Regions from separate parts of the Homo sapiens genome. Here region 1 is linked to region 2. The links are chromatin contacts, found by Hi-C or POLR2A ChIA-PET in ENCODE. All regions are on one chromosome and are shown on one strand. The core of a region is the stretch at or near the end of the contact, and the rest is flanking DNA. Distances in the headings are between cores, read along the strand shown. Region 1 has its middle 20 kb from the start of MIR4671. Region 2 has its middle 16 kb from the start of TARBP1.

What was found. A loop is a pair of places that touch in the nucleus more often than their neighbours do. ChIA-PET counts read pairs that join two places held with the same protein, here RNA polymerase II (POLR2A). Pooled maps may share reads with other maps.
Region 1: a pooled map shows a loop between it and region 2 (3-fold over the local background). The contact joins two enhancer-like sites. A Hi-C loop is called at or near these places in 1 of 168 maps with a recorded cell type or tissue (K562) and 7 of 50 pooled maps. POLR2A ChIA-PET finds 5 or more read pairs at or near these places in 4 of 52 experiments (GM12878, T-cell, WTC11 and 1 more).

Annotation. Positions count from the first base shown.
Region 1 is chr1:234,325,495-234,328,233 of GRCh38, reverse strand. No RefSeq gene overlaps it. Among named protein-coding and RNA genes, the nearest start is that of MIR4671, 20 kb to the right of the region's middle. RefSeq lists an enhancer at 1,483-1,652. Within about 2 kb of position 1,458, at least 5 of the 41 ENCODE cell types and tissues checked have a DNase peak (open chromatin) inside an H3K27ac peak, as active enhancers do.
Region 2 is chr1:234,494,035-234,497,039 of GRCh38, reverse strand. No RefSeq gene overlaps it. Among named protein-coding and RNA genes, the nearest start is that of TARBP1, 16 kb to the right of the region's middle. RefSeq lists an enhancer at 1,696-1,905. Within about 2 kb of position 1,644, at least 10 of the 41 ENCODE cell types and tissues checked have a DNase peak (open chromatin) inside an H3K27ac peak, as active enhancers do.

The DNA of each region.
Region 1 (2,739 bases), core at 209-2,708, 170 kb after region 2:
AGTCCTGCTAGGCCATAATAAGCCCAGTTTCAAGAAGTGTACCAGAAAGTTAAAACACACAAACAAACCTCAAATAAACAAATGCTCAGCTTTTCTTTGAACATCCCAGTTCTCTCACATATATTGTTCAGAGTTCTTGGACTCAATCGACAGAAATGGTGTCCTGCTGTCTTCGACAAAAGAGAATTGATTGGAAGGCCTGTTGGGACTTTGTGAGTCCAAAGGATCTGTTTGCAAAAGGGCCGGAACCATGGACCTTTATGGTGGGAAGAGGCCAGAGGCCCCGCAGGGCCCTCAGGAGCTGGCCAGTCAGCACCACCTTCTCGGCTGTTCTTTGGGGTCTGGCATCTTGCTTCAGAGCCAAGTCCAGTTCACACCCTCCTCGCCTCTCCTGTGCTGTGGGAGGATCCGAAATGGAGATTCTGTTCCCTTCAGCTTCCACAGCAAGAGCAAGGTGCTATTTCAAAGAGGGATCAGGCGCTGGGCAGTCAAGAACACAAACAACCCAACAAATGTCCTCTGTGCTTATGAGATTTCCATAAAGAAATTTTAAATCATTTTGTGGAGGTTGGGCTCGATGGCTCACACCTGTGATCCCAGAGCTTTGGGAGGCCAAGGAGGAAGATCACTTGAGTGCAGGAGTTTGAGACCAGCCTGGGCGACATAGCAAGACCTTGTCTCTAAAAAAATAAAAAAATTAGCCAGGTGTGGTGGCGCATGCCTATGGTTCCAGCTACTTGGGAGGCTGAGGGAGGCAGATTGCCTGAGCCCAGGAGGTTGAGGCTGCAGCAAGCCGAGATAGTGCCACTGCACTCCAGCCTGGGCGACAGTGAGACCCTATCTCTTAAAAAAAAAAAAATCAGCTTGTGGGGCAACCATTTATTAATTAAACTGCTTTATTGAGATATAATTCACACATCATAAAATTCACTCATCTAATTATGCAGTGTATTGAGTTTTAGTATATTCACAGAATGGTGCAACCACCACCACATTCTAATTTTAGGACAAACCATTTGTTTTCAAAATTGAAGATAAAGAATTCCATGTTATGCAACCTTGGCTAGATTTAGAAACACATCTGTTCTATGGGGTAGTAAGTCTCTGGCCATGAATTCCTCCTGCCTAACTCTATCCTTGAAGGCTCAAGAGGAGCAGGAGCTCAGGGTCTGTACGGCAGGTGTGGGTTCTTAGGGACGGCTCTGACTTGGTGTGGCAAGGCGGCCAGCAGGTCACTTCATGCCCTCTAGCTCCAAACGATCACATTCTGAAAGAAAGGAGAGAGCAGAGATTTCCCAGAGCTTTTTGCCTCTTTCATCAGCAGCAGACGGAAGTCCTGGTCTCCTCTCTTGTACCCTCCGTCTTGGCTTCACTTTTCCTCTTTAAAGGAGCCCAGAGAAACATTCTTTAATTGCTACCCAGACCCGCCTCTAGAGGGCAGACAATTCCCCAGCTGAGCGGGGACACAGACTGCATCTCAGAGCCGCCCCGCTGTTCCATCCGCAGGAACTCTTTTCTAGGATTTTCTGCTTTTGGGTCCCTCCTAGGTTTGCCGCAGCGCATCCCCGTGCTGGCCACCTTCTGGCGCGGTGGGGAGTGGAGGTGTTGTGGTTGTGGCTGTTTTCTTTCTGGAAAGAAATCTCTCAACCTACCCCTCCCGCAACCCCAACTCAGGTTTAGAATGTATCGAAAGGACCGCAAGAGAGTTCTAACCATTTTATTTCATACACGTTACCCTTCATAGTCCCTTTAAAAATTTCGATAAAATGCGCGTGCCATAAAATTTACCATTTAAACTATTTTTAAGCGTACAGTTCTGTGGCATTAAGTACGTTCACATTGTTCAACAATCGCTACCAGGTTTTTTTCATCTTTGCAAACTGAAACTATATGCCCACTAAACAATAACTCTCCATTTCCCCTCTCCCCAGCCACTGGCAACCAGCATTCTACTTCTGTCTCTATGAGTTTGACTACTCCAGGAACCTCATATAAGTGGAATCAGACAGCATTTGTCCTTTTGTGACTGGCTTATGTCACCCAGCAGTGTCTTCAAGATTCAACATATTGTAGCATGTGTCAGAATTCTTTCCCCCTTCCCCCTCCATCCTCCATCCTCCATCCTCCATCCTCCTCCTGCTCCTTCCTCTTCCTCTTCTTCTTCTTCTTCTTTCTTCTTCCTCTTCCTCTTCCTCTTCCTCTTCTTCTTCTTCTTCTTCTTCTTCTTCTTCTTCTTCTTCTTCTTCTTCTTCTTCTTCCTCTTCTTCTTCTTTCTTCTTCCTCTTTTCCTCTTTTTTTTGAGACAGGGTCTTGCCTTGTTGCCCAGGCTGGAGTGCACTCGTGTGATCATAGCTCATTGCAGACTAGAACGCTTGGGCTCAAAGGATCCTCTTGCCTCCCGAATAACCAGGGGTACAGGCATGCACCACCATGCGTAGCTAATTTTTGAATTTTTATTTTTGTAAAGAGAGGGACTCACTATGTTGCTCATGCTTGTCTGGAACTCTTGGCTTCAAGGGACCCTCCTGCCTCCACCTCCCAAAGTGCTGGGATTATGGGTGTGAGCCACTACACCTGGCTCAGATTTTCTTTCTTTTTAAAGTGGAATAATATTCCACTGTATGGCCATGCCACATTTTTTTCATCCATTCTTCTGTCAATGGGCACTTGGGCCGCTTCCACTTTTGGTTGTGAATAGTGTTGCCACGAATGTGGGTGTGCACATATCCCTTTGAGTCC
Region 2 (3,005 bases), core at 395-2,894:
GTAAATACTCACACATACATCACATATATAGGAGGAAAGATGGAGGAAGAGAAGGAAAATTGGTAAACTATAAACAACTAGTGAATCTAGGTGAAGTATGGTGCCCTTGAATGGTGTACTATTCATTGAACTTTTCCATATGTTTGACAATTTTCAAAGTAAAAAACTGGGCAAGGGGGGATAAGTTTATGTCATATTCCTCATGAAGCGTGTTGTCAGCTTCATGTCCTATTCTTCTGGATGTTTTTCCAGTACTTCAGAGATTAGCCAATTATAGACGTTTGTTAGTAGTCTGACTTTCTGCAGTGGGTACTGCAAGTAAGAAAAAGTAAATGATTGGGAGGCTGAGGCTGGCCAATTGCTTGAGTCCAGGAGTTTGAGACCAGCCTAGGCAACATGGAGAAACCTCAGGTCTATGAAAAAAAAGAAAAAAATCAGCTGGGTATGGTGGCATATGCTTGTAGTCCCAGCTACTAGGGAGGCTGAGGTGGGTGGATGGCTTGAGCCCAGGAGATCGAGGCTGCAGTGAGCTGTGATCATGCGACTGCACTCCAGCATGTCTCAAAAAAAAAAAAAAAAAAAAAAGTAAATGGAACATGAAACATTAATGTTTCTACTGTCACATGGCTCAATTTCTTCTAGAATTCTTAATAGTACCAAGCAAATAAGATGTTAAAGTAGATTTTTTTTTAAGCTAGTTATATCCTATTCCTAAAGAATGCTCTTTAAAAAATAAAATTTTATGGCCAGGTGTGGTGGTTCACACCTGTAATCCCAGCACTTTGGGAGGCCTAGGCTGGCGGATCGCCTGAGGCCAGGAGTTCAAGACCAACCTGGCCAATATGGTGAAACCCTGCCTCTACTTAAAAAATACAAAAATTAGCCAGGTGTGGTAGCGGGTGCCTGTAGTCCCAGCTACTCAGGAGGCTGAGGCAGAGGAATCGCTGGAACCCGGGAGCAGGAGGTTGCAGTGAGCTGAGATCATGCCACTGCACTCCAGCCTGGGTGACAGAGTGTGACTCCATCTCAAAAAAAAAAAAAAAAAACAAAAACAAAAAAAAAACAAGAAAAGAAAAGAGAGAGGAAAGAAAGAAAGAAAGAAAAAGAAAAAAGAAAGAAAGAGAAAGAAAGAAAGAGAAAAGGAAAGGAAAAGAAAGGAAAGGAAAGGAAAAGAAAGGAAAGGAAAGGAAAGGAAAGAAAGATCTTTTAGGACAAACTCTGGACGTGAGGACCTCTTACACGGTGCTCATGTTCAAGCTTAAGGCATTACTTTTTGTAGTGTGTTTGGGGTGGAGGTGGAGGTTGAAGTTTGTGTCCCTCAATGACTGTATAGTTTTGCACACCCTCCCCACCCCACCCCCAGCTTGACATCATGGTCTTAATACAGTTAGAGACCTCATTCATTGCAATTTGACTGCTGCTTGAGCCGGAACTGTAAGATTCAGAGCTCTTTGCATACTTAGAGGTATGAATAGTGCGGTAACAATGAGGAAAGAAAGTAAGCTAAATTCTCAAACATTGTGTCATTTAGCATGAAGGTTTAAGATTGAAACTTTCTGCCTGAGGGAAGCAGAAAAAAAATGAGTTTGTACAGAAGGTTTCCAGTTTCTGAATGTAAAAGGCACACTAAAAATAGCTAAAGGGACTGAGTCGCCTAGAGGCTTCTTGAGTTGCCCAGTGGGAGTTCCTGCTCGGAGAAGCTGTCCTTCAAAGCTGCTGCTGGAAACAGCCCTGAGACCGTTGGTGTGTGATGCAGAGCTCTCCTGGGTGGATTTCATTTGGTCACAAGGAAGCAGGAGATGAAGCAGATGGAGATGTTTCTTCATGGAAGGATCCCCTAGGGGAAGAAATGTTCTACCTCTGACAGAGGCTGACAGTCCAGAAGGTAGAGGCACATTGTGGGCTCAGAGACCAGATCTTGCTGAAATCAGGGTCAACCAATCGCAAATGGGCACTAACCTCAAAGAAAGAGTCCTTTCTTTCCATGGCCACTGATACGGTGTCATTTAAGACCCTGATTTTTTCTTGTCTGGGCTATTACCACAGCCTCCTCTCTAGGCCCTCTGTCTCCAGTTTCCCCTCCTTCTCCAATTCATCCTACATATGGACTCTGGTGGGATTTTTCTGTAGCCTAATTCAGTTCAGGTGCTTCTATGTTTAACTTAATTTAATTTTTTAACAAATCAGACAACCAACTAACCAACCAATTTACCAAGCAAGCAAGCAAACAAAAACCCTCCAGTGGTTCTTCATCTTTTATTGACTTGACCTAAGCATCTTACCCAGTCCTGTTAACTAGTTCTGTCTTTTTAATCACATCAGTCACCACTTATTTATTTACTCCACTGAAAGCTGCAGAGAGAGGGGTGGGGGCATTTTCCTGTCTCTTTGGGGTGTCAGAGACTGTCATAGTTAGGTTTCTAAACCCCCATAGTGTTTAGTATAGTGTAATTCCCAGAATCAGGATTCAAGAAAAAGCCTTTGAGGGTATATTTACAAAATAATTGCAGGCAGGGCCTTGTCTGTCTGTACACCCATGTCCATAGCAGCATTATTCATAATAGTCAAAAGGTGGAAGCAATTCGAGAGTTCACTGATGGATGAATGGATACACAAAACATGGCACACATACAATGAAATATCATTCAGCCTTAGGAAGAAAGGAAGTTCGGATGCATGCTACAAAATGGATGAACCTTGAGGACATTATATTAAGTGAAATAAGCCAGTCACGAAAGGGCAAATACTGTGTGATTCTACTAATATGAGGTACCTAGGGGAGTCATATTCATAGAGGAGAGAGAAAGTGGTCACCAGGGGTTGGGGAAGTGGGGAATCAGAAGTTAGTTTTTAATAGGCAGAGAGTTTCAATTTTGCAAGATGGTCGCACAACAATATGAATGTACTTAATGCCACTGACCTGTTCCCTTAAACATGGTTAAGATGGTAAATTTTAAGTTACGTGTATTCTACTAATTTTTTCTAAGAAGAAAAGAAGGAATAAC